Regions from separate parts of the Mus musculus genome. Here region 2 is linked to region 1. A link is a loop called in an ENCODE intact Hi-C map of the cell type or tissue named here. Cell type or tissue: left cerebral cortex. All regions are shown on one strand. Links, peaks and the distances in the headings refer to the core of each region. The heading gives the core; the rest is flanking DNA. Region 1 holds the start of Pnrc1 (proline-rich nuclear receptor coactivator 1). Region 2 holds the start of Pm20d2 (peptidase M20 domain containing 2).

Evidence for each region. A loop is a pair of places that touch in the nucleus more often than their neighbours do. Peaks named below come from ENCODE experiments on the same cell type or tissue, not always from the same donor. Only the 100,000 strongest peaks of a DNase experiment are listed, where the experiment ranks them.
Region 2: a loop joins it to region 1, with 6 times the contacts of the local background. A loop is called at or near these places in 8 of 42 quality-filtered maps.

What each region holds. Positions count from the first base shown.
Region 1 is chr4:33,241,108-33,256,916 of GRCm38, forward strand. Pnrc1 (proline-rich nuclear receptor coactivator 1) reads right to left here and starts at 7,680. Exons shown (of 2, transcript NM_001033225.2): 1 at 6,841-7,680; 2 at 4,316-5,400. The coding sequence starts at 7,290. The coding sequence ends at 4,957. In left cerebral cortex, for the core only: a CTCF peak has its summit at 7,935; DNase peaks (open chromatin) are centred at 5,871, 6,654 and 7,511; H3K4me3 peaks cover 3,168 bases; H3K27ac peaks cover 2,211 bases.
Region 2 is chr4:33,180,530-33,196,338 of GRCm38, forward strand. Pm20d2 (peptidase M20 domain containing 2) reads right to left here and starts at 9,208. Exons shown (of 7, transcript NM_001034867.2): 1 at 8,402-9,208; 2 at 6,519-6,667; 3 at 2,548-2,690; 4 at 1,176-1,330. The coding sequence starts at 8,851. In left cerebral cortex, for the core only: CTCF peaks have their summits at 7,787 and 8,446; DNase peaks (open chromatin) are centred at 7,856 and 8,879; H3K4me3 peaks cover 1,311 bases; H3K27ac peaks cover 1,094 bases.

The sequences.
Region 1 (15,809 bases), core at 3,657-11,656:
ACAGACACACATACTCTCACAGACACATACATACACTCACACACAAACACACACACACTCTCACAGACATACACACTCTCACCAACACACCTACACACACTCTTACACACACTCTCACAGACACACATATACACACACACTCACACACTCTCACAGACACACACAAATACACACATATACACAAACACACATACATACAGACACACATATGCATACACATACTCAAACACATATACACGCATATATAAACACACATCACACACACACTCATGCACGCAGGAGCACAGGCACACACACACCAAACAACCGAGCAAAACCCCCCAGGGCCTGGAGAGATGGTGCAGTGGTTAAGGCTGCTGCTCCGGAGGAGCAGATTCAATTCCACCTGGCAGCTCACGGACATCTGTAACTCTAGTTCCAGGGTGATCTGACTCCCTTTTCTGGCCTCTGTGGGCAACAGGCATACACATGGCACACAGACATTGGATATAATCAAATCCATACACAAAAACTAAGAGTTTTTAAAAACAACAACAACAAAAAAAAATCTGAAGATGAAACTATTTTTGACCTGTTATCTTTCCTCTCCAAACAGAAGACTGCCAAGAACACACCTGCAGCTCATTCTTTGACAGTCAGGTTAGCCAATTCCAATCCTGGGGAAATCTCAGTAATTCACAGTACCTGTGTACACACAAGCAGCTCTGGAGGGCTGCCTGTAGCATTTGCAGGTACTTTTTCATTAGTGATGGGAGTATGACCTGATAAACCCATTTGAAATAGACTATGTATATTGAAAATTCACAGTATGCATGTATATGAGGGAAGGGTTTAAGACAGGTCTGGACAAGGAGCCCCAGTTGGCTTCAAATCATTGAGATGAAAGTACATACCACTAGGTCTGGCAAAGAATTCAGTGGTTCTTAAATTTCTGTTTTTCGGTATGAGAAATTGAAACTATGGCCTGTTGTTTGCAAGTAGGCAAGAACTCTAGTACTGAACTATATTCACAGCACACAGCCTATTGCTGGACATGGTTGTAATCCCAACACTTGGGAGGCAGGAGGACCACAAACTCAAGGCTGCCTGGTCTTGGTAGAAAGACCTGTCTCAAACTGAAAAATCAAAATGGGGGTTGGTATATCACTCAATAGTAGCACGCCTGCTTTCATGCCCAAGTCCAGAGCACTCACACTTCAGTACCATACACATTCTTGTCTTTTAGAGCTGGGTATGGTGATGCGTGCCCATAATCCAACATTTGAGAGTCTGAGGCAGGCTTCACCCTGAACTCCTGGGCTAGTTATGTGGGAGACCGTGGTTTAAAACGAAACAAAAATAACGTTTTTTGTGTGCGAGGACTGTGTGCAGAAGACATTAATGATGATACGTGACAAAGTAGACAGCCAAAGCCCCTCTACGCCTTCCAGAGGTTGGCGATGGACACTTGGGGCGAGATTCTCTTTAGGTTGAGTTGGAGCAGGCTCTGCATCATAGCAGCTGCCGGAGGTTAACTGAGAGAGTCTCAACTGAGGGGTTGCCCAGATCAGATTGGCCTGTGGCCAAGTCCGGGAGGATTATCTTGATTGATAGGAGAGGGCCCAGCCCACTGTAGGCAATTATCAGCCCTAGGCAGGTGATCTTGGTTGTGTAAGAGTGAGCTGAGCAAGTCGTGGGCAGCAAACAGGAAGCTGTGTCCCTAAAGGGTCTCTGCCTCAGTTCCTGCCTCTGGTGGCTTACCCTGAATCCCCTCAGTGACAGATTGTCACTCTGAGTTTTGTTTTGAGACAGCACCTCTCTATGCATCCCTGTCTGGCCTGAAACTTGCTAGGTAGACCAGGCTGGCCTTAAAACTCACCAAGATCCACCTGTCTCCTGATGGCTGAGAGTCAAGGTTTGTGCCATCAAGCCCAGCCCCAAATTATTTTTTGGTCGTGATATTTATTACAGCCACAGAAGTTAACTGTCTGCTTCACTGGCAAAGCTGGCCTCCCTTTCTGTAATCTCGCATGAATTACCCTGCTTCTCACCAACACTGCATTTTCAATCAGGAGTAGGGCTACGGTTGTTGTCTTCGAACTAGCACAACCAGAAGCAGGAATCTTATCAGTTGGCCACAGCCACACGATCAGGACTTGATCCCCCACTCTCACTGAGCCGGTGTTTAGTTCTTCTACCCCTTTCCAGGTCTGTTCTGGGCCGTGGTGCTAAGGGGACAGAAACACTGCAATGGAGGCTTGGATTTGTTTCTTCTCAGCATTAAAATTTAGGGCTCATCTTTGTTGTGTCAAAAAGCATGACCAAAAGCAATTTGGGAGTTTGTTTCCAGACAGGGCCTGGGTAGCCTGAACCCACAGAGATTTGCCTGCCTCCGTCTTCCTAGTACTGGGATTAAAAGTGGTGGTCAACATGCCTAGCCCTACACCCTACCTTTGAGGGAAGTCAGGCGAGAGAGGCTTAAGTTTCCCAGAGACAGACTCTATGGAAGCACTGAGTGACACTCGGGGTTAAGAATCTGTGGCCTCTGGTCTGTTGGAGCTAAATAAATCAGCTGCGATTAGCCAGCATTATTAAGAGAAAACTGCGTCACTGGGACAGGGGAGTACCTCCTGAGGGCATTGGGACAGTGGAAAATCTCCTAAAGATGAGCTGCCACAAACTGTGGTCTGGGGGGACCAAGACTGTCCTGAGGTTGGCAAAAGGTGTCTAAGAGTCTCCTACAAGGTACCAGCTCTAAAGGGATCACACTATCTTTGTCTTCAGAGTTTTGATAGGGCTGGAATCACAAAAGTGCTACCATGACCTTTTTTTGAAACAAGAATAATCTTTAACTTCTGATACTGTTTCCAACTTATACCAGTACTGAGACACAGGTTAAGTATGCATCGCTAAGCTAAACTCAAAACATTGTGTGGTGACTCCCCCATGTGTGTATCTTACTCTGTGGCTCCCTACTTTACTACTGTGTGTGCGTATGTAGTGGGTGGTATACCACAGCCAAGTGCACAGCCAGAAAACTTTCCGGTTCTCTCCTACACCTGCTGATTCATCACAGCATCCAAGACCTGCGGCTTAAGTGCTTGCTGGGCTGGGCTGGGCTGGCTGGCTGGCTGGCTGGCTGGCTGGCTGGCTGGCTGGTGAGTGAGCCTTGCAATGTTTTTGTCTTTCCCTTCCCTGCTCCCAGATTACAGGCTCAGTGGCTAGGGATGCAAGTTTAGGTCCTCATGCTTGCAAAGCCATCTCCCCCAACCCCTCCAATGTTTTAGTGGAGGGTGGTGCCTGAGAGGTCCCAGGACAACTTGCATCTACTTGTCTACCTTGTCATTTCCAGGACTTCAAGCTGGTGCCACCTGCCTTTACCCACCGAGTTGTGTTATCTACTGAGTGCTAAAATGTTTTTAAGCCTTAGCTTTGGGTATCAGAACCAAAGCCCCCAGAGAAAGAGCTCTTAAATTTCTCCCCTGGAAGTCTCACACACACAGACTATTACATTTTTTGATTATTTCTACGATGGGTTGCAGGGATCAAGCTCAGGCTTCCTTACCCTCTGAGGCGGCTTCCCCATTCCTATAACAAAAGTATTTTCTTTCACTGAAAAATGAAAGGGAAAGATACCTTTGGGAGTTCAGTTCCCAGCCCACAGAGACCTGTAACTAGAGCTCCAGAGATCTGATCCCTCCAGCCTCCATGAGCATTGCACTCACACGCACATACTGGAAGCCAAGCATTAACAGTTCATACAAAAGGAAATTCTAAGTGAGGTGAGAGTTTGCCTGTGATCCCAATTCCTCAGTCAAACAGATTAAAAGTTCCAGCCCTGCTTGGATCATGAGACAAGATGAAGGACAGCCTGAGAAACTCCAAAATAATTACTTCAAAATAAAAATGAGGAATTGTGTATTCTAGAGCTAGAGATACAGTCTACTGGCACAGTGCTTGCTTGCCTAGCATGCCCAGAGCCCTGTTTGATCCCCAGTACCTCTGATGCCCCGGGGTGGTGGTGTACACCAGTAACCCCCACACTGGAGCGAAAGCAGAAGTTCTAGGTTATTTCAACTCCAGAGCTGAGTGAGCTCAAGATACTGTCATAATTAATTTTCATATTTATAACAACCAGCTTCACTTTTGTTCACATTTCTATTTCCAAGATGGGAAATTCTTTCTCTCAGAGGTAGGTTAAGTTATTAAATTTTGTAGCAAGGTTGTTATTTTAGCATAGTCAAAGACACGAAGACAACAAATGTTCCAAGTCCAATGACACAGTCACCTGCTTACACACTCATTCAGACAGCAGGCACACACAAAAAGCCAAGACTACCTTAAAAGGGGGGAGGCCAAATTATTATTATTGATTTAAAATTTGATTACAACCAATTTTGTTGGTATTTAAAATTAGAGGTGTTTTAAATCTCCATAATGGCAATATACCAATATCCAGAAATGAAGTTTGGTAAAAACGGGAAGCTTTCTAGGAATTGCAGATTAAAAGTCAAGTTGTCAATTTAGAGCAACACAGACTCCATGATTACAGTGATTGTGCCGAATTTCACCTTCAGTAGTACATAAGGAAATTGTTCACAGTTACATCTTCACTTTTGAGATTTGACAGCTGTTCTTAAAAAAATTTCGGTACCTGTGCAAATAAACAGTCTTCCATGTGCCTTAGCACCCACTTAGACTATCTCCACTGTATATATACAAAACACCACCACAGCTGCAGGGCAAAATACATACTTTCATAACAAAACTATAATGTCCTCTCAAGTATGAACAATGTACACATAATACATGGTATACAGTATTTACAAAATATAAAATATAATACAAGCTGCTTGTGTGACTTAAGCTCATTGTGTCGGATGCTGCAACAGGGCAAGTTTTCACTGCTGTATCCGTTTCCTTTCGAGTCCAAAGGTCTGGGGAAATCGATGTTTACCACACACTGCAGACGCAAGCCTAGGTCTGCACCTTGAGGAGCGTTTTCAAGTGCACTGCCATCAGCTCCCGGCTCTGGCTGGGGTTCTCGGCGGTACTTCCCATCCAGTGACTCGGAGGCTTTGGGAGGACACTAGGGGAAGGTGGGTCACTGAACTTTGCTCCGGCGTAATTTTCCTTTTGGCTCACTTCTGTTAGAAATGCTGATTTCTTCAAATGGTTACTTTTAATGTTCTCAGTATTTTTAAAAGACTTTTTTTCCTGCTTCTGCATTCGATCGGAGGAAGCAGAATCCTGCCAAAAGTCACTTTCATTCCTTTTTGCAGAGGTGATCTTGGTTAGTGGCAAGTTGTATTTGCTTTTCTGTCTGTTTATCTTTGGTTGTTCACACAAGTGTATACCATGCACAAGCTGGCTGTGGGGAAGGGCAATTTTCTCCGATTTTCCCATCTTTGATTTTAAAACCTACAAAGGAACACAAAAGTGAGCAATTTTCAAGATAAAAGTTATCTTTACATATATTTTACAAACTTGCTTTTAAAGTCCTCTAGAATTTAATCCGGTTTTAAATAAATACGTTATGTGTGGGATGTGCTTACTACTGGATGTTCAAATGTGCACGCCTCTTATGTTGCTATTGAATTGATGCTGTTAATTATAGCATATATCAAACTTACATTCAGAAAAATATCACTTAAAAAAAACTCAATGTCCATCTTTTCTAACTGTAAACAACAGTAAGGAACAAGTGTCCTCTATAGGTTAGAAAAAAAGTTCCCGTCTGCCTTTCAGATTCAGCAACTTCATGGACGACCTTCTAAGCTCAGCCAAAAGGTCTGTAAGGCAGAAGCAGAAAGGTAAATTCCAGGCCAGCCGGGGCTACAGCCCGAATCCTAACAGGCCACAAACTTTTGCACTGTAGTAACTTTCCCAGCATAATCTACAGAAATGTGCACCAAATGAAAACACCCTTAGATCACTGCCCCTCTGATGCTTGCATGATATAGTAAGGACACAAAAACTGAGACCCAAGTACAAGGTCATACTGTCTTTCCCGTTCAAAACTGCCTCTGAAAAATAGAATCTTCTCCAATGTACAGTGAGTTCTAAGCTAATGCAAGTGCCTGTCTGAAAAACTAAAAACCAAACCAAACCAAACAAAAAACCACTTCAGGATCTAAATTCTTATTCCTCTTCATGGGCACATCTTGATCAAGTACAATTTCAGTACAATGGCTGCTTTTCGTGTCACTACCAACAAAGAATTCTTCAAGCTGTATGAAAAAGGTGGTTTCGGCTTTTGTTTTTCATGCTAAGACAACTCTCAAATCCTTTAGCCTCGACAAAACTGTATCCCAGTTATCCAGATCCGTTAACCGAGGAGTCCATTTTATAACTTCTAAAAACTCATTCAGGGCGCTGCTTAGAAGCCCCCTCCAGCGAGGCAAGCTCGTGCCGGCCTGCACAGGGCCCGGGACACCTTCGCGTCGGGCATCAGACGGAGACTCCTGCCAACTTCCCAACAGCAGTCCGACTCAGCGGATCTGGCTGTGCGTGGGTCCCGCCCGCCCGGTGCCCCACTGGGCACCGCGCCTGCGCCTGCGCCTCCGCCCCCACCCAGCACCGCCTTCATGAGCGCCCCAGAGCGCTGCACGTAGCGGGCTGACGTCAGCCCTCCGCAGGTCCCTGAGCCCCGAACGCCGAAACCCCCTGGAGCGCCGCCAAGCTTCTAAATGCAGGCTGTTGCTGGGCCGTAGCCGCCGCTCCCATTGGCTGGCTCCGGAGCCAATGGGCGGCGCCAGCGCAGCCGCCCAGCCCCCCTCCCGCTTCCGCCCCACCACTCGAGCGAGCGTCACGGAAACTTCCCTCCCGAGTAAACAGCCGCCCCGCCCCCACCGGCCCTACCTCCTTCGCGAGTGGGGGCTGTCTGTGGAGCAGGGCAGTGGCCGCCAGACCTCGCTCCTCCTGCGCGACGATTGGCCCCGGCGCCGGGCTGCGACCACCCTCCAGGCTCGGCCGGTGCTGCTGGAACTGGTGGAAGCGGCTGGGCAGCTGCCCGGCCGGGCTGGCCCGCACCTTTTTCTTCCGCCGCTTCTTGGGCGCCGCCCGCGGGGCAGCCGCCGGGGCCAAGGTGCAGCCGGACGGCGCGGTGGTGCGAGGCGCGGGCGCCAGGCACGGCCCGTCCCCCCCGAGGAAGTGCGGCAGGAAGAGGGTGGGTGGCAGCGCGCGCGGGTCCGGAAGGCGCGGCAAGGGCGGCGGGGCCGGGTTCACCATCGGGAGGGCCCCGAGGAACCCGAGCGGCGCTAAGCGGCCGCTCAGAGCGAGATCTCGCTGTGGGACGGAGACGACGGTCATGGCGCGGGGACTCGGCAGAAAGGCGGGGAGCAGGAGTCACGGGGCGGCGGCGGAGGCTGCTGCTGGAAGGTTCGGAGCAAGGACCATGACTCGGGCGAGGCGGCGCAGCAACAAATAGCGCTGGCCACCGCGGCCAGTGTTGTTACCCGAGGCCCCGCCCCGTGCCCGCCCACCTCCCTGCGGCGGCCCAATCCGCGTGCGCCTGCCAGGCCACTCCCTCGGTCCCGCCTCCGCGCCCCGAGGCAAGACACAAACAAGCAGCCTGCTGCAGCCCTTCACAAAGAGCGCACGTTGCGCAGGCGCGCCCAACGGGCTCTTACCGAGAGTGTCCCGTGAACAATGAAGTTCGACTTCTGCCTCACCTCCCTGGCAGCGATCCTTTGGGGTAGCCTGGGGGTGGGGCAGGGGAGGAGGAGGAGAGAGGCGGTGGAGGAACTAGGAAGCTTCTGACCTCCAGAAAGGACTGCTTTGTAGGTTTTCGATTTCAGCCCTACATAAAAATTTTAAGAGATTTCGGAGAACACTAAGGATTTATTTCACTAAGGATTTACAGCACTGGTGAAGATCTGCCTCCATTTAACCTACAGTGAAATTTGGCTATGTGGTTTCTCATTCGGTTTTCCGACGCTGCCAATTAACCCTGGTGGTGAAAATAAAAAAGGGTTTACTGAAGGATTCTTCAGCTCATCAGAAGTACTCTATAATGCCGAAAATGGGCCTTTAATTTTTTACTGCCTTTATAGCTAAAGATCTCTGGGAGTCTCTTGAGATCTCACATTGCCCCTGAAACTTGATGCTGCTGCCAACCAATTGGCCTTTGTCCCACCCAGAGAAAACAGCTCTGCTACAGTTGCTAGCTAACTGGGTTAACAGAATTCTCTACTCACAGTTTAATACAGAAAAGAACTGTAGACACCAGTTACCAAATAGGACCTCAGAACCAATTTCTGTAATTCATCTTGTTTGAAACATACTTCTTTAATGATTGGGGCTTTATTTATTTAGTTTCCTCTTTTTTCTTTCTTCGAGATGGCGTTACTCTTTGTGTAGCCCAGGCTGTACTCTGTACTCGATCTGTAGACCAGGCTGGCCTCGAACACAGAGATACACCAGTCTCTGCCTCCCTAGTGCTGGGATTAAAGGCCCATGTCACCATTGTCCAATAATTTTTTTTTAATCATTTTACAGTAAGGCATACAAGAGACTAAAGAATTAGACACAAATCATTAAAAAATTAACAGAAGAATCTGAACTCTGGTCTAGGTATGGCAAGGTCAAGACCTGTAACACTAGCTCCTGGAGAGGCAGAAGTAGAGGATGGGAAATTTCTAGTGTAGGGAATTTAATGAGACTCTGCCTCATAATAAAAAGAGCAGGGCATCTAGATGGATCAGTGAGTAATTAAAATGCTTGCTATATAAGCCTAGCAGCCTGAGTCCCATCCCTGTAAGCCACCTAAAAATGAAAGACAGCCAAAACCACAAAGTGGCCCTCTGACTTCCAAACACATTCTGCCGCAAACCTGCTTCCACTACACACACACACACACACACACACACACATAGACACACACACACTGTGAGGAGAACAGAAGATGGGAATGAGCTAGGAGGTTAGAGGCAGGGAATAGTTCCATTGTCTTTGGCCAGCAGTAGGGAATGTCTTTGTTCTCAGGCTAGAGATCCCAGAAGGGAGCCCTGACATCTTACTTCTTTCTACACAGCCACTCCCAGTACATTGATTCTTTGATAGTGAACAGATGATGGTGAAAGTCAGGAATATCCATTCCTGATTTCAGTTCAGACCTTTTTTTTTTTTTTTTTTTTTTGAGACAGGGTTTCTCTGTATAGCCCTGGCTGTCCTGGAACTCACTTTGTAGACCAGGCTGGCCTCAAACTCAAAAATCCGCCTGCCTCTGCCTCCCAAGTGCTGGGATTAAAGGCATGCGCTACCAAGCCGGGCGATTTCAGCCCTTCTTGTAAATGATGTCAGGGTGAGCACTTCTGAAGTGGTAGTCGTTGCATGCAGTTCCCTTGATCGGGACTCTGTTGAGGCTCATCAAGAGACAGCTATCTCCTAGTCAAAGTTTGGAACCCACCACTTGCCAGAGTAGAAAAATGACCTTTTGGTAACTTCCTTTTCATCTCTTTTACTTTCAGATTCTGGACTCCGGAATGCTTTCCCGGGCACTCTGGGATTGTTCACTTTCCTCTGAAGCTGTCTAACCCCTTTCTCCTTGTGGCCCCTTACAAAAAGACGTTTTTCTCTCCCTCTTCTCCATCTTTTCTCTCCAGACAGCTGCTGAGATTTACACCATGCCTGCCTTACAGTCTTGGGAAAAAAACAAAACTAATAAACTCCTTGAGCTTCTGTTCTAAACTACCTTATTAGTGAGACTAAGAACCCTGAGTGAGAGCTTCAATTTCCCTGGTAGTGTGTGACACCCAAAGGTGACTCCTCAAAATGTCTAGTAACAATAAGTAAAAAACAAATGTTTTTAATCTTACACAGGGTCTTGCTATATAGTCTTCCCTGGCCTGGAATTCACAATGTAAACCAGAAACCAGACTAGCCTTGAACTCATGGAGATCTTCCTGCCTTTGCCTTCCTGTTGGTGGGCTTAAAAGTGTGAGCCATCATGCTGGAAAGGCTGGCCTCAGTGCTGAGATAGGCACTTCCTCCCTTAGAAGCACAGATGGCTTGGTGGCACATGACTTTAATCCCAGTACTCAGGAGACAGCGGCAAGTGCATCTCTGAGAACTCGAGGCCAGTCTGAACAGCAGTGAATGGAACATCTAGATCTACATAGTGTCTTGAAAAGATCCAAAACAACAACAAAAATAAACACCACAAAGCACAGCTCTGATGGTTATCAACTGTGTTGTCTGTCATACTTCGTTATTGGGTTTGTTTTCATCTTATTTCTTCGAGGGCCTAACTAGCTTGGAGCTTACTATATAGCCACGTATGACCTTGAACTCTTGATCCTACTGTCTCCACTTCCCAAATGCTGGCATTAGGGGTCCGAGCCATCATCCCTAGATGACAGTTGATTGACAATTTTAGGAAGCCACAGCCTTACTCTCTCTTAGTCTTATAGGGCTGTTCCCAATAACTCTTAAGCTAGGTAGTAGCAAATGGTGCCTAAAATATTTAATTACTGATAGCAAGGTTGATCATGCTGACTATACAGAGTAATACCTAACTATACAGAGTGATAACTTTATATATATTTCATCATGATTAATTGCTGGGCTTTATCTCTGTAGACTTGACTGATTTTTATGTTTGTAACAGTTCATGGTAGGTGATCATGTCCGTTGGATGAATGGGAATCCAAAACTGGAAAAGAGCTTACAAAGCCTTTAATTCCCATCTTTGATAGTCAGCTGTGGGGACTTCGTGTAGTCCTTTGGAGGCAAAGCCAGGAGATGCCCTGAAAGTTTGAGACTAAGCCGATCTGCACATAAGGTTCCAAGTCAGACAGTGCTAAAGAATGACACCATTTCCAAAAAGCGGAAATAAAACTCAGCAAGCAAGTCTTCCGCCCTGTGAATTGAATTTGATTCAGCAACCCGTGAGGAGAGTACGTAGCCACAGCTGATGAAGAAGAGCAAGAAGAAACGCTAGGCTAGATCCCTCACAGGGGCGCCTCCAGTCTTGCAGTTTAGTTCCTTCCAGATGAAGTCAAGTTGACAACCAAGAGTAGCCAAGGAGGGAGAAGCCTCTGCTTTCTGCCTGCTTGCTCTCACCTTGCTAGCAAGTCCATTCCTTCGCTGGCACTGGAGCCGACTTCTTAAGATTCCAGCATACACTGAGGGCCAACGGAGACATCCAGCCTTGTGGACTGAACAACTACTGGACACCTGAACTTTCTGTCAAGAGGTTTTAGTCAGTCTGAGCGAGCAGCAAGTTTACAGCCAGCTTGTACTCTAGGAGAACCTGTTTCAAACGTATGAAACCATGACTGAGGATTTGAGTCAGCGGCATTCAACCTATGGGTAGCAACCCCTTTGGTGTGTGTGTGTGTGTGTGTGTGTATGCACGCATGTGCACACGTGTCAAATGGCCCTTTCACAGGGGTCACCAAAGATCACTGGAAAACATATTTACATTCAGTTCATAACTATCAAAATTACAGTTATGAAGTAGCAACAAAAATAACTTTATGGCTGGGGTAACCACAACATGAGGAATTGTATTAAGGGACTGAAGCATTAGGGAGGTTGAGAACCACTGATTTAAGTAGTAAAGTAGTTGCCTGGACTCAATCTCTCCTGCCACAGAAAGAAATTAAAATGAAGCAACTTTATTTTCCTGGTATTAGAATATTCAGTTCAATCGTTTCTCCCCATTACCTAAACCTTGGAGAAAAGTAACTCAGAAAACAAAACCAGGGCCAGCGAGATGGCTTGGTGGTCGAAGGTACCTGCTGCCTGCTGCTGCAACCCTAACAACTTGAGTTCAATCCCTGGCATAGCATGTAAAGGTAGGAGACAAGCCATGCCACCAAGTTGCTCTCTGACCTACACAGTTGCAGCATGACATGAAGACCCCTCCCCCACCAATTGCAATAAGTAAAACATAAACTAGTAAATTAATAAATTTTCTGTTGTATCATTTAAAAAAAAACCCACAAGAGCTGGGTATTGTGGCACATGCCTAGCCACTTGGGAGATAAAAGCAAGCAGGAGAATCACGAGTTCTAGGTCATCCTTGGCTTCGTAATGAGTTCAATACCAGCCTGGGTATATGAGACCCTGTCTTAAACAACAACGTAAGTCCAACTGAACCCAAAGAGAGACCAACAAAGTGTCTTATAGAGCTAAAGACCAAATGAAGCCTCCTTCAAGGGACCCCGAAGGAACTGCTCATGTCGGCATTCTGCCAAGTCAAGTTTCAGTATTGGTGATGACTCAGTGCTACAAATGCAGTATCTAAAATGATGTAATTATCACTGAGATTCAGGAGAGAACAGCTAGAGCTTAGCTTAACTAGTAAGTTAGTGTGTTACAGTTATTCTTAATATGTGCAGGTGTACAACGTGATTGATTTAAATATTGATGCTAATATTTTCTTGTTTGATATGAGATCTCACTACTATCAGATCTCTATACCGACCTATGGTTTTTGAAACAGTCTAGCTCAGGCTGACCCTGGAATGTTTAATCCTCCAGTGTCAGCCCTCCAAGTGCTGGCATTCTGGCACACCACCATACCTGACTATATTTCCTTTACTTCTCCTGTTCTTTAACTATAAAGTTCTCTGAGTCACAATGTCCTGGTTCTCTAAGCCTAGTCAAATTATTCATTCTTTTGTGGCTCCCACTAGGTTAACAATTCATACTTTTTATACAAAGTCTATAATCAGAGTCCATCTGTCTGTGTCTGTGTCTGTGTCTCTGTCTCTCTCTCTCTCTCTTCTCATTTTTTAAAAGACAGGTCTCTTTATGAAGCCCCAGCTGGCCTAGAATTCACTATATAGTCCAAGCTGGCCTCAAACTCATGATCCTCCTGCCTCAGCCTCCCAACTGCTGTCATTATAGGTATACTCTACCATGCCCAGCTGGGTCACTGAAGGCTGAATAGTAACAAAAGGAATTGTAAGGCATGGAAACAGCAGCAGGAGCTCCTTTGTGTTAACTCTTGTCATGGTGACAAAACATGCTCAGAGAAAACACTCCTGTACAGAAGAAAGGTTCATTTGGCTCATGGTTTCAGTCCCTGGTCACCTATGGTGGCACAAAGCATCAGAGCAAGAATACATGTCAGCAGAAGCCGGAGGGGGGGGGGACATTACCACCTTAAGAGCTTGCCCCCATAATCTGCCTTCTTTCGACTAGGGCCCTACCCCTAGAGATTCCACTTCCCAATAGCACCATAGGCTGAGGACCAATCCTTCAACACACAGGTCTCTGGGGGGACATTCAAGATCCTAGCTGTAATGAGCTCTAATGAATTATCTCAGCGTATCAAGAGTGTAGTGGGTGAGGAACATGAATCTCTAGGCTGAAGGCACACAAATTGTGAGCACACTAGTTGGAAATATTCCTATACCAAGAAACATAATGTTCAGAAAAGAGATGAACATTAAAACCCTTTCAGAGAGAAACAGGTCTCACATGAAGCATTAAAACCTGGGTAGTATCATCACAGAACTTGGAAGTTAGAAGACAATACAAAAATGACTTCGGCATTCCAAAGGGAAGTGGGTACCAACATAGAAGAGTGCTTCTCCCAAACTACCAAGCGTAAGGGCAGAATCAAACTTTTTCTAGAACGTAAAGCCTAAGAACGTTGCTCTCAGTCAGTTGTCTTAGGAAGCTATTCTTTGCAGAGGCCAACCCTGAAAGAGAAAGGATGATGCTTCTCTCAGGAAATGAGTGAAAAGAATTATGGGTAAGACATTGAGAGGTGATCTTAGTGTAAAGGCTGCGCAGAAGGCCTGGAGAGGCCAGACCGAGGCAGAACTGACTGTTGCTAGGGTAGGTGTAGAGGAATTTCCTCCTAATTGATTAAATAATAAAGACGACAAGAAGCCAATCGCTGGGCCTTCCAGATCCAAGAGAGGAAATGGGAAGGCAGGAGGAGGAGACTTCCTTTTCAGCTGCAGGAACAAGGCAACCAAGATGTAAGGTGAGGGTGGGAGGCTATTAGTTCAGGTAGCAGAATCCACCAGGATCTGCCACCTGAAGATTTCTAACATAGAATACTTGGTGAATTTAGGATGCTAGATTCCACACCCAACGATTGTGTTGATTCTAAGCTAAGATTGTCCACTGTTTTCCACGTCAAGTCAATTCAGCTGAGCTCCAGGGAAAGGCAACCACGGCAGAGCAGGCAGAGTTTCACCCCGAGTAAGTGTATGAACACAAGCTGTTTCGTTGACTATTGTCTAAGAGAGCTGTTTTCTAAAGAAGCTATAACACTGAAAATCTGTCACACTGAAATCTTCAGGGAAGACTATTTCTCCCCCAGTCCCACCCATTCTGGCTCCATCCTCCCTACCTGGTATACAGCAGTGCCTGGACACCCCGAGGGACGAAATAGAAAATGGAACCACAATATAATACATTCTTTAGGATGCTTTGTTGCTTTAGTTAATCCCCACTGGTGGAAAAATGTGGTATTTTAAATGCTTTATTTAAAAATATACTCAAAGAAACTGGAGCGGTGGCTCAGTGGTTAAGAACAGTTGTAGTTCTTCAAAACAAAACAAAACAAAACAACAACAACAACAACAAAGACTGAGGGATGAAGAGGCAGCTCAGAAGTTCTGAAGAGCCTTGACGGCTCTTGAGAAGACCTGGGTCCATTCCCTGAGTCCACATGGCAGCTCACAACCGTCCTCACCCAGGGTTCCAGGGGATCTGACACTCTCTTTTGGTCTCTGCTGGCACCAGACACGCACAGGGTGCACAGACATACATTTAGGCAAACCCCTCATATTCATAGGAGAAAATAAAGAAAACTCAAGTTCAGCTCCTAGCACCCACATCAAGCAGCCCACAAGTGGTTGTGACTCAAGTTCTAGGGGTACTTGGCATTGTCGGCCTCCTTAGACACCCACCTCAGGAGTATGCAGGCACACACACATATACATAATTAAAATGATAAAAGTAAATTTAAAAACAAATTTTAAAATATATTTCAAGATCTTGACCAAGTAGCCAACATGTATAATCTCAATATTTGGTAAGAAGACCAGGAATTCAAGGCCATCCTTAGTCTCCTAGTGAGATCAAGTCCTGCCTGGATTATATGAGACTCTGTGTCAATTTTAAAAACAATCTTAACTCTTGAGAAGTTGAGATAAGGAAGATTGCTCATGAGTTCAAAGCTAGTCTGGGTAACAGGGTGAGTTCTATTCTAGCCAAACATACATAGTGAGCCTTTTTCTAAGAAAAAGAAAGGATAAAAGGAAAGAAAGAAAATAAAAGCAAACAAGTAAATGTCTTTAAAAGGGTTTGGGTGGGGGTGGGGTAAGTTTGGAGAGATGGCTTAATGGTTTAGAGCATCTGCTGTTCTTGCAGAGGACCTGGGTTCAGGTCCAGTTCTCAGCATCCACATGGAGGCTCACAACTATCTGACATTCCAGTTCCAGGGGGTCCGATGCCCTCTTCTGAACTCTGTGGGCACCAGGCATATATACACAGGGCACACGGTGGTCATAGGATGGTAAAGTAAACAAATAGTCTCCAAAACAAATAAAAAAAGCTTCCCATGTATTTTCTGTTTCAATATTTTGGGGGAACCAGCCTTACATGATAAAAGTTAATTAAGGGGGTAATGGAGAGAAAGTACATGCAGGTATTTCCTACACGTTCAGTAAGAACCATGGAATGAATGAATCAGTCCGTCCTTCCTTCCTTCCTTCCTTCCTTCCTTCCTTCCTTCCTTCCTTCCTTCCTTCCTTCCTTCATCCCTTCCTTCTTCATTCCTTTTGTTTTGAGAAAAGATCTCACTGTGTAGCTCTGGGTAGACTAGCTTGGAATTTGCTCTGTAGATGGAGCCAGCT
Region 2 (15,809 bases), core at 3,574-11,573, 61 kb before region 1:
CAAATGGCCTAAGAGGACGTCATTACTCTTACCCATGACTTGTCCACCTGTTTATCTATGCACCACACAAGATGAGCATTGATGCATTCTTGTCTTTCCAACCACATTACCTGCCTCTGAGATCTCTTTATTGTTCATGTACCTAGAGGTATAATTGTCCTTCAAAGCTCAGTCAGGTCTGCAGTATTTCAGGAAATCCTCTTCTCGAATCCCACCGACTGGGAACTGAAGCCAGGGTTTTGAGCTCACCAGGCTAAGCTGTAGGCCCCACCTGGATACTGTCTTAACTGCTCTGCTCCACCCAACACTGTCCATTCTACTCAAGATAAAAGGTGCGCACTCTGAGGGTAACTGCTGAGACACACTACCACGTGAGCAACACTACCACGTGAGCAATGGCTACACCAAGGACAGAACAAAGGGGAGGTCCGGCTGGGATCTCTTCACAGATGTTACTCCATCTGTCCCTCACAAGAAACCTGGAGAAATGACATCATTGTCCCTATTTTTCCACTGAGAAACAGAGCCACAGAGATACTATGTTTCTAGTGGCCAAGAGACGCACATCTTGTCTCTCTAAAAGCAACATCTAAGATCTTGTCTCCCCAACCAGACTCAACAGTATTTGAACTTTATGTAACTATGAACCTCATCCCACAGCTAATACTGAAATGTTTCTGACTTCACAACAAACTCTCCTTTGCTCTCAGTCTGTCTTGACTTCCATCACAGCAAGCCATACACACATTTATATCACACCCTTGCCAGTGGCATATGCAGATACTGTCACAAAATGCCCTTTGTAGGAAGTACACAAAGTGATGTTTTAAAAAGGCAGGGATCCTAGGATGGTGTTATGCTAAGCACTCCCACTGCTGTCTGAGAAGGTGACCTACAGTAGTCTTTATTGTAAACACCGAGGAAATATGTCAGAATTAAAGGCTTTCACTTTCAACACTCATTAAAGGATGTCACATCAACTATTTAACCAACTCCTTCTGCAGATTCAAGACATCACCAGTGAGGGCAAGGCAGAGACAGGTTTCTGGCACCACCACCAGCACAAACTAAAAATCAGCACAAGAAAAAAGAGCCAAGGTATCTTTAATGCAGCAACATGAACAGCCACAGCCCACACATAACTGAGATCATAATTAGTTCTGAAAAGCTCTTACTGTGCAGCCCGTAGCCAAAGCCGCAGCTCTGAAGCAATCTTCTGCCTTTTTGGTCAGAACTTGAAGCTCCTTCATGGAGGGCGCACGGAAGTAATAGACGAGTTCAGAGTAAGAGGGGATGATATTGGGCTTCACACCACCGTTTTTTATTATACCTGCAAAAAGAACCAAACTGCTGAACTTAAATTTGATGATTTCTTTACAGAAAGTTTTGCAGGCTGTATAAAAGGGGAAATAATTTCCTGCTTAGCTTCACTGATACACGGATTTTGACATGCTGCACAACACTGTCTCCGAGAGGTCCTATTTCCCAGCTAGTAAGGGAAAACTGCCTCCGTGTATTTTATTCCAAGGAAGCCATTTAATGTTAAGGAGGTGCAGCTTGTGTTGAGGATGAAGTTCAACAACAGAAAGAACACTCGCTGCGCATGTGTAAGATTCTGGGTGTAATTCCCAGAACTGGAAAGAAAAAGGAAGAGAATCTAAATTATAAAGAAATACAGAATTATATAACAAGAAACAAACAGCACTTTAAACTTTCCGGAGGAAATTCGTCTCTGTGGGCTTTATTACAGCTGTACAATTTAAAAACTGTTTGGCCCAATCTTTTAGAATAGCATGAGGCTCTGTAACTACCCCCATATTTGAAAAACCCTATGAACCTTTTAAATGACACTTGGCAGTGGAGAACTAACTTTCATACCAATTAGAGACTGGTACAATCACTTCTCAGACCTTTGGCTATAATCATGTCTAGAAACAAAAGCAGAACAAAGACACCTAAGTGTTATAAAAATCAAAACACACATTTGTTTGGGACCACACAAAATGAGGGTATATTTGTTCCTATTAATAGCTAAAAGAGATATAGAGACTCTAATCCCAGCCAGTTGCACAACTCTGTAATCTCAGCATTTACGAGCAGGAGACAGGAAGATCATGAATTCAAGGCAGTCCTTAGCTACACAGCCTGGGTTACAAAAGACCTCATCTTAAACATACAAAAGAGAATGAAGAAGGGAGGAAGAGGAGGAGGAAGAAGAAAGAAAAACTGAATCCCCAGTCATCTAATTAAAAGTTCCACTCCTATCCCTTCTGAGGATGTGGTGTTTTGCTTTAGTTGTTTGGTTTTTCAAGATAGGGTTTCTCTGTGTAGCCCTGGCTGTCCTGGAACTCACTCTGTTACCAGGCTGGCCTCGAACTCAGGGATCCATCTGCCTCTGCTCCCAAGTGCTGGAAATGAAGATTTGAGACACCACCACCTAGCTTCCAATCCCCAATTTTTTTTTTTTTTTAAATCTAGTGTTAAGTGATTTTACTGCACTGAAACATACTGAGCACTACTTACTCTACAAATATTTGGTGTGCATACCATGAACTCTCCAGGTTGGTTTCATCTGCTGTCTTAACACAGAGAGGTTGGTATAGGCAAGAACTGCAGCGTCCAAGGCGTTCACACCCTCCCAAGGGTAAGCGGCAGCGTGAGACGCTTTTCCGTAGTACTTCACAGTCACACTAGGAAATAAAACAAAAGAAACCACTGCAAATTACTTTCTCCAGTATCAGCAAAATAAGAAAATCCAGTTAGCTGTGTATGTGCTTATGTGTTTATGTGTGAGTATGTTCCTGTAAATGCAGAGCTGGGAAGGGGTATGGGGGCATACCCACATGTGCGTGTGCATGCATGTGTGTATGTATGTGTGCACATGTGTATATGTGTGTGTGTAAGTCCGTGTGCACATGTGTATGTGTGTGTGTGTAAGTCCGTGTGTGTACAAGTGTGTGTGTGTGTGTGTGTGTGTGTGTGAGAGAGAGAGAGAGAGAGAGAGAGAGAGAGTTTGTACACATGAGTGTAACGCCTGAAGAGTCCAGAAGAGTGAATCAGAACCATGAAGCTGGAGCTACAGGACGTTGTGAGCCACCAGACGTGTGTGGGAACCAAACAAGTTCTATGGAAGTGCAGTGCCAGTTCTTACCTACAGAGCCATCTGTCAGCCCCCATGTTGGACTGTGTATTTGAAAAGCATCTGTAGCGAAAGCATAGGGATGTGGGAACGAGAATGTAGTTCCCAGGGAGTGTCTGTTTACCATGTGGAAGGCTCTGTCTTCCATTTCTAGAGAGACAGAAAAAAATGAAAGAAAGAAAGGAAAATCCAAACACAGAGATAAAGGAGATGGCTCAACAACTTAGCTCAGTGTTGTGCAAATACACAACACTGTATTAGGTGTTGGAATCACAAACATGCCTATACCCTTTAGACAGTATTGTGTGTGACAGTCCTGTGTCAAAAGCTGCAAGAACAACTCTGGTAACCCTGTCTTTAAAAGGCCAGCTGAGAGTGCTGGCTCACTCGTTTAATCCCTGCACTCAGAAAGCAGAGGCAAGCAGATCTCTGCGCTCAAGGCTAATTATAGGAAACTCCAGGCTGGTTAGGATTATATATTGAGACCCTGTCTGAAGGTCAAGGAAAGAGAAAACAATTAAAATACATTAGGACGAAAAATCCAATTAACACAACTTTATATGGTATCCTGACACTGTCAGCTATTTCTGACCAAAATTTTCTTAATGTTACAAAAAGGTTATTATCAGTAATATTTTTAAACTTTATGAATTATTATTCTACTACATAAATAGTTATCAAGGGCTAACAAGATGGCTTAGCAGGTAGATACTTGGCGCTTAGCATGAAAACCTGAGTTTGATCCTTGGGACTCATGAGGTAGAAGGAGACATCGACCCCTACGAGATGTTCTCTGGCTACCATAGTGAGTATTATGGAACACACTTGTACATGTACACACACACACACACACACACACACACACACACGATTAACAGGAGGATTTCTGAGTTCGAGGCCAGCCTGGTCTACAAAGTGAGTTCCAGGAAGCCAGGGCTACACAGAGAAACCCTGTCTCAAAAAACCAAAAAAAAAAAAAAAAAAAAAAAAAAAAAAAACTGTTAAAGGTTGTCAAATTCTTAGGCTATATAAAACACAAAGTTTAAACCCATAGTTAAAGAACAGTAAACAGGAAAAAGAATATTAATGGATCTTTGATGTCAATAGTAGTATTTTAACTTCACAAGGCCTGTTTTTGTTTAAAATAGCAGTTTATTTAGCTGATACATAATTATTTTTAAGACAAACTGGTAAGTTAAAGAAGCCGGGGGTGGGGGTGGGGGCAGCACTGTTAAGGCAGCTCAGCAGGTAAAGTATTTGCCAAGCAAGTCTCACACCCTGAAACCTAAGCTTGATCCTTGGAGCCCACATAATGGTACCAATCCCACCAGTGTCCTCTGATTCCAACATGTGTATCACGTTATGATGCATATGATATCCCTCATCATACACATACATGCTAATGATGATCCCAGCCCTCAGGAGGTAGGGCCAGGTAGATCTTTACAAATTCAAGGCCAGCCTAGACTGCAGATTGAGTTCCAGGGTGGCCAGGGCTACATAGTAAGGTGTGTGTGTGTGTGTGTGTGTGTGTGTGTGTGTGTGTGTGTGTGTAGTGTAGATATCATCAGAGTTCATCTGGTAGAATGCTTGCCTGGCATACACGAAGCCCTGCTTCGATTTCTAACTCCGTGTATAACTAGGCATAGTGGTGTATACCTGCAATCCCAGCACTGGGGAGGCAAAAGGATCAGAAGGTCTAGATCATCTTCAGCTGCATGGCAGATCTGAGGCTAGCCTGGGCTATATGAGATTGTTTAACAAACAAACAAACAAACAAAATAAATAAACCAAGCTGGGCTGGGTGCATAGTTCAGATGGCAGAGTGTTTATCTAACATGCATACAGTCTTAGGCTCATCCAACTCCCCAGCACCACACAAACAAGACATGGATACACACACCTGCAATCCCAGTACTGCAGTAGCAGAGGCAGGCAGTTCAAGGACAACCTCAACTACACAGGGAGTTCCAGGCAAGCCTGTGCTATATACCAGACCTTAATTGAGGGGGTAGAGTATGTGGAACCAATTGGGTTGACTTTAAGATCAAGACAAACATAAGATCAAGGCCTAAATATAGTCCAAATAGTCTGGGAAGCCTGCCTACCGTTTGCAGGCCTCTTCCAGCCAGAAGCACTGGCAGACATTTGTAACTTCTAATGTTTTCCAGAAGTACAGAGATAAAATTATATCTCCCTCCCCTCCCCATACAAAGTGAATCGTTTCTACTCTCACAGTAACAGTTCCAAGTTGGTATGAATGAAGATACCGCTGGGCAGTGCTATCCCAATACTTTTTAACCCCAGTACTCTGGAGACAAAGATTGGCGGGTCTTTGTAAGTTCGAGGCCAGCCTGGTCTACAGAGTGAGTTCCAGGACAGCCAAGGCTACACAGAGAAACCCTGTCTGGAAAAGTAGACAGACAGACAGACAGACAGACAGACAGACAGACAGATGGATAGATAGTTGGATGGAAGGAAGAAGGAAGAAAGGGAGAAAAATACAATTAAAATGACTACCCTTTGAAAACAAGGTCTGGTGGGGTTCAGAGAAGTGAAATTCTTGAGCCCAGCTACACTGCAGGGATAGTTCTATTATTACAACCCAGATTCCCAGCTACTACAGAACTACCCGACACAGCCCAGCAGTGGCTCCTGGGGACAGGACCATTAACCATACCACAACTGTCCCTACTCTCACTGTCATTTGTGGTTAAAAATTCACAGCAGTTCAATGCATGGTACATCCTTCTAGATGCAAAAGAGAACCCTCCTCTGGCTCCCTAGAACCAAGTTAAAAGCAGCATGAAGAAGGGCTTTCCTCTCGTCTTAACAAAACTGTCCCTTGTAAAGACAAGTCCTTATCAAAGCACAGCTGTTCTCCAGGAGCCAGGTTAAGTTCAAAAGAGAGCACAAGGGTTTGATACTCCTTTAATAGTTCAATTATGACCATAATAACAAATCACGATCAGAAGGGAGGCTGTAAAGCAAACCTCACATCCGCACTGCCCAGTTCCCAGGGTCTTCTGTGCAGTCTACACTGGCCTTACACTCTTCCTGCCTTAACCTCCTGAGTAATGAGATTAGAGGTGCGTAGTTCATTTAACATTTGAAATGTATGAATGCAGAGGTTTAGTGTCTGGCTTACCTCCCTTTTCCTAATTATGTCTGTGTATGTGGTAGGGGACTGGGGGGTGGTGCGTGCAATGGGATACCTGTGGAGATCAAAAGAAATATTCTCTCCGATGTGATGTGGGTTCCGAGGGTTGAACTCTGGTCGGTTGGTCGCTAGGCGCGCATGACAAGTACTTTTGGCCTAGCTTTGATTGTTCTGCAGCCTGTTGCCCACTAAGGAATTATCCTCAGTGTGACTACTCACTCGTGCTCGGCCACATCCGGGAGATAGGCAGCGTTCTCCTGAGAGGGATGAGCCATAAAAACAACATCAAGGTTTTCGAAGGCACCTGCTTCAATTAGATCAATTTTGCCACCACCATCTTCTTCTGCAGGGGTTCCCAGGACAATCACCTACAAGGAAATGCAGATGTTAGCAAAGAGATTCCTAGCAGGAAAACATGACATGGGTTTTAGCGCGTGTGTATTCAGGATATACACTTAAGTCCTTAACCCCTGAAGAGAAGTTATAGTCTGACATTTATACCATGAATTAAAGTATATTGTGCAGAATCATAAAATTTAATATGTATTGTTATAGTAATCTGGTATAAATGCATGCTAGAAGTGCTATAGGAAAATTCCCCCAATTTTATACTCCACCCAAGTCATAACAAAGACCAAAAGAAGTAGAATTATATGTACTTTAACATTTGCTAGGACTTATCTGTTAAAGTTTCTTCGTGGCTAAGACTGTTTAATGTATGTGTATGACAGGTATAATCAATCAGTCATGAGCTTTACTGAAAAGGATCTTGCACGTGGCCTGTCTGTTACCCTCACAAGAAGCCTGCGAGGTAGTAAGCAGTCTGCAGTCTGCATCATTTCAGGCAGGCTACAGGCGTCCCGGGTTACAAAGCAAGTCTCCAGAGCCTACAGAGCTCTCCTTCCGGTTGAGACGGACTCCTCACTGAGAAACCACCTTAAAAGTCTTAACTCATTAACCTTTCATTGACGAGCCTTAAACAACCTCAGTGCCATGGTTAGAAACCCCCAACTATTACACAAACTTACTAACTCGATTTCACCAGTTCAACCAGGAAGACCTAAGGGTCACCAAACACCTAATCGAACAAAAGAGAACTTGACAGAATAAACCTTTTACTTTGATACCTAAGCTTAACTTCTTCAAGCAATTTTTAAAAAGCAAAGGCACAGCCTCTGCATAAGATTAAAGTATTGTTAAGGTCAGGTATAAAAATACAATGAAAGCAAAGGGAATCCACTCATATTCCATTTTCTGGTAAGAGAGGAACGTTGCTGAGAACAACCACTTGAAATTTGAAGTTGGTATACTTCTCAAAGTCTGGCTTTATTTATTTTTAAATTTATAATGTACCTTAAGTTAAGCTGCTTTTTGAGGGAGGGGGTAAGACAGGGTCTCTCTATGTAATCCTGACTGTCCTGGAGCTCAGATAGACTAGGCTGACCTCGAACTCACAGAGCTCCGCCTGGCATGCACCACCACTCCTGGCCGCTAAGCCTCTCTGAATCTACTGGGCTCATTGCCAACCGCTGAGAACTTTCCTAAGTCGGTCCAGGGTCTCACGGCCCTCCTCCCCAAACAACACAGAAACCTAGAGGCCACAAGAGATAAATTGTTTGTTGCAGAGGATTACATTACTGCCACTGGCGGGTGAGCCGAGCTGAGTTGTGACATATAACCTTGCTCACAGAATTAAATACACTATCCTAAAGAGTAAACACAAGATCGGACCTGCCCAAGACAGACATGCACGACATTTTCCTGCTTAAAGAACCGAGACGCCTGTTTAATATGAAATAAAATGTACACTTAAATATGAACCTATCTACGTAGTAAATGTTTTGTTAGCTTCTCCGTTAGTTCTGCTCTTTAGTGGTTTGGCAGCCTGGTAGTTCTAAACACTGAAATTTACTATACAAATACCAATTATTCAAATCAAAATCTTTTGTTTGTTAAGTCTCCATTTATTTCCTCCAGATAGCACACGACCCAATGAGCAAACTGCAGCTGTCTGCCACCAAAAATAACCGGTCTGGTACTCCGACTGGTCTGGCACTCCGGGCTGGATCCGGCACGCCCCGCGCTGGCCCGGAGTGGCTCACCTTGACCGGCGGCGGCGCAGCGATGCTCTCCAGCGCAGCCCGCAGGCCGAGCGCCGCAGCCACCCCGACCTCGGCGATGAGGTTGTGGCCGCAGGCGTGGCCCAGGGCTGGCAGCGCGTCGTACTCGCACAGGAAGGCCACCTGCAGCGCGCGGGGCCCCGCCGCGGACTCCGGCGGCGCCCACTCGGCACGGAAGGCGGTGGGGAGCCCGAAGTGCGGCTGCACCGCCCACGAGGCGGCCGGCGGCTCGCACTCGAAGAAGCGCGTGAGCTCGCCGTGCGCGCGGTGCTCTTCGTAGGCCAGCTCGGGCGCGCTCCAGATGGCGCGGCTCAGCGCGCCCAGGCGCTCGGCCGCCTCGTCGATGCGCTCGGCCGCTCGCCGTTTCAGCAGCTCCAGCTCGGCGGCGCTGCTCGTGCCGGGCTCGGCCGGCCGCTCCACCACCGGACCCATGGCGCGGGCGTGCTGCGGTCTCTCCTCGTCCGCCCTCTGCGAGGCTCGGCGGCGCTCGGCTGTCTTATCTGACTTCGGCAACGCTCGGCGCCGCTCGGCAGTCCTTGCCAGTCCTATGCAACGCTCGGCGGCACCTTGGCAGCGCTTGGCCGCCCTTGGCAACGCTTAGCTGTCCTTGGCAGCCCTCCGCAAGGCTAGGCGCCTCGGCAGCCCTTGGCAGTCCGCACCGCTCGGCTGTCCTAATCAGTCCTCGGCCGCCCTCGGCGGCTTCGGCGACCAGCGCCCCGCGCTCGCCCACCGTACAGCACCACCCTAACTCTAACTTAACCCCCCACCCCCCAGGTCAGGAGTTGCCCTGTAGCTCCGCCCTCAAGGCTCGGCCTGGAGCTGGGGCGCCAACTCCTAAGAAGAGGAATTGTATAGGACAAGTTTTATCCAAAATTTTGATTGACAAGCCCAAGTAACATGATTTGCACAGCTTGTGTTCATAACGGGTCTAAAGTTACCCGATGAGGAAATTCAAGAAGTCATACTCTCCTTTTCCTCCAGAGTGATACAAGTTCAAAATTGTTATTGATGATACACACCTAATAATTAGTAGTCTGAGGTTTTCTTGTATTAAAAGCTTCTGCGTGTTCTTCCTATTCTACCCTCTCTTAAATTGCCACAACTAGGTCAAATAAGATACCATATATATATATATATATATATATATATATATATATATATATATATATATGATTTTTTTAAGGAGTGCACGCCTTTAATCCCAAGCATTTGGGAGGCAGAGGCAGGTGGATCTCTGAGTTCGAGGCCAGCTTGGTCTACAAAGTGAGTTCCAGGACAGCCAGGGCTATACAGAGTAAACTCGAGGGAAGTGGAAGGAATGAAGAGAAGAAAAAGGCAGACTGTAATCAATTTTTACTAGTTTATACCCTAAAACGCCAGAGTCCAGGTCACACTCTAACGTGAAAAAAACTGTCCTTAGTTAACACCCTAACCGAATGAAACTTTTCCCTAAACACAATAAATGTGATATAAATTCATGAATGGACTCACTTTCCTTTTTTAAAACTTTTTTTAACATTTTTTTGTGTTATTTTGTTTGTTTTGTCTGAATGTATGCGTGCACACCGAGTCTGGTGCCTGAGGAGGTCAGAAGAGGGCGTCAGATCGCCTGAAACGAGTTACACATGATTGCGAGCCACCCTCTGGGTGAATGGGAACTGAACCCTGGTCCTCCAGCCCCACCGTCATTTTCTTAACTTTACTCTTGTAACTCCTTTACAGGAGTCCTCCAGCATCTATGAGACTCCAGATTATTTTGCTCAGTGAACTGGCTAAAAGCCAGAATAATGTCAAAATAATAAGATCACTCACTCTGCACCAAGTGCTTTTCTGGATGTTTTAAATGTTAATACCTATTTCTCATCCCAACCTATGAGGTTTTTAGTGTGACTATTATCTTCAAATTACAGATGGGCATCCAAGATTATACAACTCACTAAGTACTGGGCACAGATTTCCACAAAAGACAACATCTAACCACTACACTTGATTGCTTGTGACATCTGAATTCACAAATCATCTATTTATATCACAATGGACACAATCATTCATCTTCAATAAATTTTTACAGCAGAGCTCTGCCAATAGCAGTGGAAATCCTGTTTGTTCTCATTAGACAGCTACACACAGGCTTGTGTATAAACTTTAGAGACAAGCTGCTATTTAGGTTGCTTGTTACAAAGTAATACTGTTGTCATCTGATGTGGTGGAAAGATAGGTAACTCTGGGCTGGGTTCCTCCTGCGTAGTCTGCCCACCCAGACATATATGTATTCAGTTTCTACTTTTGACATCATGGATTTCTTGTGCATGGTGATTTGTATTCTTGAATCTCTTTAATAAATTGTATCTTCTCTTCAGTCTTCATACTTTTTTTTGTTCCATTTTCTAGCACCTAACAGCATAGATATAACATCCCTTGTGGTGGTTTGAATAAGAATGGTCCCTGTAGACTCCTATATTTGAATGCATGATCACTGGGGAGAGATACTACTTGAAAGGGATTAGGTGTGGCCTTGTTGTGTGGAGAGCCATGCCGTGAGCAATCACCATTATAAGATGGCGCTGGCTTCCACTGTGCCTAACTAGTAAACAAGCCTTATGCGCAAGTGCAAGAGTAAATTCACGCCCAGCCACTGCCCATCTCAGGGCGTAAGTAATGGGGTGATGGGCGAGCAACTAATCGGGTGCTGTCACGCCACATCAGGTGCTGAAACGTCACGCTGCAGGCTATATAAGCAGCACCATTTTCCGGGTTCGGGTCTTCCTTATGTTGAAGCAATAAAAGCTTTGCCGTAGAAAGATCCGGTTGTCCGAGTGAATTCTTGCCAGCAAGATACTAGCTTGGGCAAGATTGTTGGAGGAAGTAAGTATGTCACTGGGGGGGTGCAGTAGGTTAAAAGCCCAAGCCAGGCCCAGTGTCTTTCTCTTCCTGCTGCCTCTGGATTGGATGTAAAACACTGAGGTACTTCTCTAGCACCATGTCTGCCTACGTGACTCCATGTTCCCTGTCGTGATGATAATGGATCAAACCTATGAAACTAACTGTAAGACATCCCCAGTAAATGCTTCTCTTTTATAAGATCTGGCGTAGACAGTGTCTCTGCCTAGCCACAGAACGCTGACTAGAAATCCTTCCTCTGTGACAGTAAATACCTTTGGCTAATTATTATTCTTGACTCTCATGGTAGCATTGTACAGCCACATCCAGCTTTTTACATGGGCAGTGGGGATTTGAACTTATACTTGCAGAGCAGTGATTTTACATTTTGAGCCATCTTCCCAGCTCAAGAATATCTTCCTAAAGCTGGGTTGGAGGTGGCATTCTTGAATGCCAGGAAACTACTCAGTATTTTTTTTTAAACTTGGTATCTTTTAACTATTCTACATACAAGTGTCTGCATTGTTTATGATACCACTCAGGTCTCTTTAAAAAAAAAAAAATCTCTCTTCCTTTACCTGGGGCTGGAGTTAAAAATGCAGAATGTACTATTAAGTGAGGTTTTTGTGGAGGGGGTTGGTTGGGTTTTGTTTTTTTGTTTGTTTGTTTTTTGTTTTGTTTTGTTTTCCTTTTGGAGGGAAGGAACTAAAGGCGAATAGAAGTAGTTCTACATAATGTATAGTTTTAAAGCATAAATACGTTTTTCTTCCCAGGCTACTCACAAAACAAGTTCCCTTCATTGGGGATAATAACGTTGAAACAGGAAATTCCTGATAAATGGATACTTTATTGGAATAAAGGGATGGAGTTTAGTTACTTCGGAAAACAGCTGAAATACCACCCACATCATACTACATATTATTTCAGCTTTCAGATTCAGACCTCCTTTTGACAAATGACAGGCTTCAGCATGGTTTATATTCTTTGGGTAGGATAAAAATAATCCTGTTTTGAAATCCCCAACACAGACCAACAAAACGTGACCTACATGAATCACAAACAGTGGGATGGGGTGGGGGGAAAGGATTTGAGGGGAGAGTAAAGGCAACGGGAAATCCTGGTGGGGAACAGTATGTAGGAGAGAAAACGATGTGACTCGTGGAGAAAATACAGTCATGTCACCCGAAACAAAATAGGAAATAAAATGCTTCCAAACGTAGATAGGAACCTTCTTCCCTGCCGTCTTCAGTTACAGTGTTTGAACCTGGACAATTCTGTCTAGCAGGAAGCAGGCCCATGGCACCATCTGGAGGCTGCTTCTACCTGAATGCTGAGAAAGAAAGACTGTGTCAGCACAGAATATTGTCTGTAAAATCTTCCTAAGCAACCCTCAGGGCACGTCACTATCTCCAGAATGGCAAGCTGAAATAAGCCAGTAACACACGAGCAAGAAACTCACATGGGCTGAGGTGTTGAAAGAGCTGGTGGCCACGTAACAGAAAGCAAAGACCTAAGGGGGCAGGTCAGAAGAAAGACCTAAAGGGGCTGATCGGAAGAAAGGCCTAAGGGGAAAGGTTGGAAGAAAGGTGAACTTTGATTAGGGGTGGAAACGCGTCTTAGTCACTGTTCTCATTCTGTGAAGAGACACTGTAACCAAGGCAACTCTTAGAAAGTATTTAAGTGCGGGCTTGCTTACAGTTTTAGAGGTTTAGTCCATTATCATCATGGTAGGGAGCATGGTAGGATACATGGTTCTGGAGACAGCTACATCCTGATCCACAGGCTGGAAGAGACTGGACCTGGCATGGGTTTGTGGAATCTCAAAGCCCGCCCCCAGTGACATACTTCCTCCAACAAGGCCACACCTCCTAATTCTTCTAATCCTATCAGTTTGACTTCCCAGGGGCCCAAACATTCAAACAGTAGCCTAGGGGAGCCATTCTCATTTAAGCCACACATGCCACTACCACATCCCCATAGAGTTGTAGCCGTTTTATAATACAAAACCACATTCAGTTCAAGTTCAAAGTCCCTGCAGTTTACCACAGTCTTAACACTGTTTAAAAGTCCAAAGAGGAGAAGGGGAGGATGGAGTGGGGAAGAACTGTGGGAGGGGGAGACTGGGAGGGGAGCAGCGGGTGGGATGTAAAGTTAAATAAATAAATAAATAAATAAATAAATAAATAAATAAATAAGAGAAAAAGTCCAAAGTTCGAAGTCTTTTCTGAGACTCATGGCAATCTCTTAATTGTAATCCCCTATAAAGCCAAAATCAAAAAGATCCCACACTACAATGGCATAGAATACACACTTCCATTTTAACAGGGAGGAAAGGGAGCATGATGAGGAAGTACTGCACCAAAGCAAGACCAAACACATCAGGACAAACTCAAATTCTGCATCTCCAGGTCTGATGATTACTGGTAGATCACCAGAGAAGACCACTCAGACAGCTTATGGCCAATTGAGGGGCTTTATTCCAGCCTGCTGGGACCACATCCAAGTATTCTGAGAACTAAGTATAACCCTGAGTGTCCAGAACACAAGGTGTTTGAAGGGAGAAACTACATCCTGGCATCTTGCTTGGGAGCTTTGGGGGAGCGAGGGCTTTGTAGAGGCAAGCAATTTAACAGAAGCTAGGATAAGCTGTTAGCTGAAGGTGATAAGGACATCTAAGAGGAGATGAGAAGACACACTGGAAGTGCATTTTTCTGTACTGACTATGCAAAATGGTATACCCAGAGGAGAAGCAAAGCATCCAGGGGGTAAGGAAACCAGGAAGGAAAAACTCAAGTTGAGAAAGCAATCCTGGAAAACACAAAATACCTCACAGACCTACGTTTATATTGGGCAGGATGTCTGTGTCCTAGTTAGGGTTACTATTACTATGATAAAAACACCATGACCTAAAGCAAGTTGAGAAAGAAAGGGCTTATTTGGTTTACACTTCTACATCATAATCCATTACTGAACAGAATGAAATCAGAACTCCAGGTAGGAGCTTGGAGGGGAAAGCTGATCCAGAGACCATGGAGGAGTGCTGCTTCCTGGCTTGCTCATCATAGCTTGCTCAACCTGCTTTCTTCTAGAACTCAGAACTACTTGCCCTGGATGGATGTCACCACCCACAATGGGCTGGGAGTCAATCACTAATTAAGAAAACATCCTTCAGGAAGACCTCATGGAGACATTTTCTCACTGAAGTCCCCTCCTTTCAGATAACACTAGCTTGTGTCAGGTTGACATAAAACTAGCCAGCACAGGGCTGGAGAGATGGCTTAGTGGTTAAGAGCACTGACTGTTCTCCCAGAGGTCCTGAGTTCAGTTCCCAGCAACCACGTGGTGGCTCATACCCATCTGTAATGGGATCAGATGCCCTCTTCTGGTGAAGAGAGCAATGGTGAATACATAAAATTCAAAACAAAACAAAATCCCAAAGACTAACCAGCACAGTTTGTTACTACTTGTTTTCAAGTTCTGTTCAGATTTTCTCCAGTGACCCACAAAAGGGAGGCAGCTATTTCAAAGCCTTAGTCAAGGCTCTGTGACTTCCAGCTCCTTTTGGCTTCCTTTTCTCCTGCCAAGTGAGACTAGCTGCTTTGCCTGCCACAACCATTCCTGGAAATGAGGGCAGCAAAGGCCTATCCAGGGACAGGCCTCTCCTTTATGCTGATCCTCCATGACCAACACATAAACTCTTGATTGTGGCAGAGAAGCTGTCTCTCCTAAAGGTCGGGAGTGGAGAATGTCCGCTGCTCCTCATCCCATTGATACAATATAAAAACCTGGCTGGAGACAGCACAAAAAGGACCAGTGATGACAGCTCTCAAACAATATATAGGCCTTTAAGCAACTCTTGCATTGGTTTGTCATGTGCGTGTGCGCGTGCGTGCGTGCGTGTGCGTGTGCGTGTGCGTGTGCGTGTGCGTGTGTGTGTGTGTGTGTGTGTGTGTGTTTGTATGTGAGATCACCTAAGTGCAGGCATGCACATGCTACAGTACACATGTGCAGGTTAGATGAAACCTCCGGTGACTAGCTGTCCTTATCTTCCACTTTCATTGAGACAGCTGTTCACTGCAGCATCTGCTAGGCTAGGTGGCCCATGAGCTAGTCGGGTCAACATCATCAAATCAGAGACTTAAAACATTCTAGCAGAAAGCTAGGAAGTCCACCGACACAATAGAGTCCTAGGAAGAGGAGTGTCCCCGCCAAAAGGCTTCCAAGTAAAAGAGCAAGTAACAACAGGACAGTAATAGCATCAAACGGGGGCTTACAAGCATCCAGCAGTAACAGACTGAGGCAAGCCCCTTTAGTTCAGCCAGCGGAGTTCCCCATCCAGAGTGTCCCATCTGGTGAGGCTTCCAAGCAAAGGAGCAACCAGCAAACAGCAGCCCACGGAGAATAAATACATCTACAAATTTAGTGCTCACTGGGCAGGTGAGACAGCTCAGCAGCTAGCATGCTGCCAAGCCTAACGCCCGGGGCTTGATTGCTGGGCGGTAGAGGATGG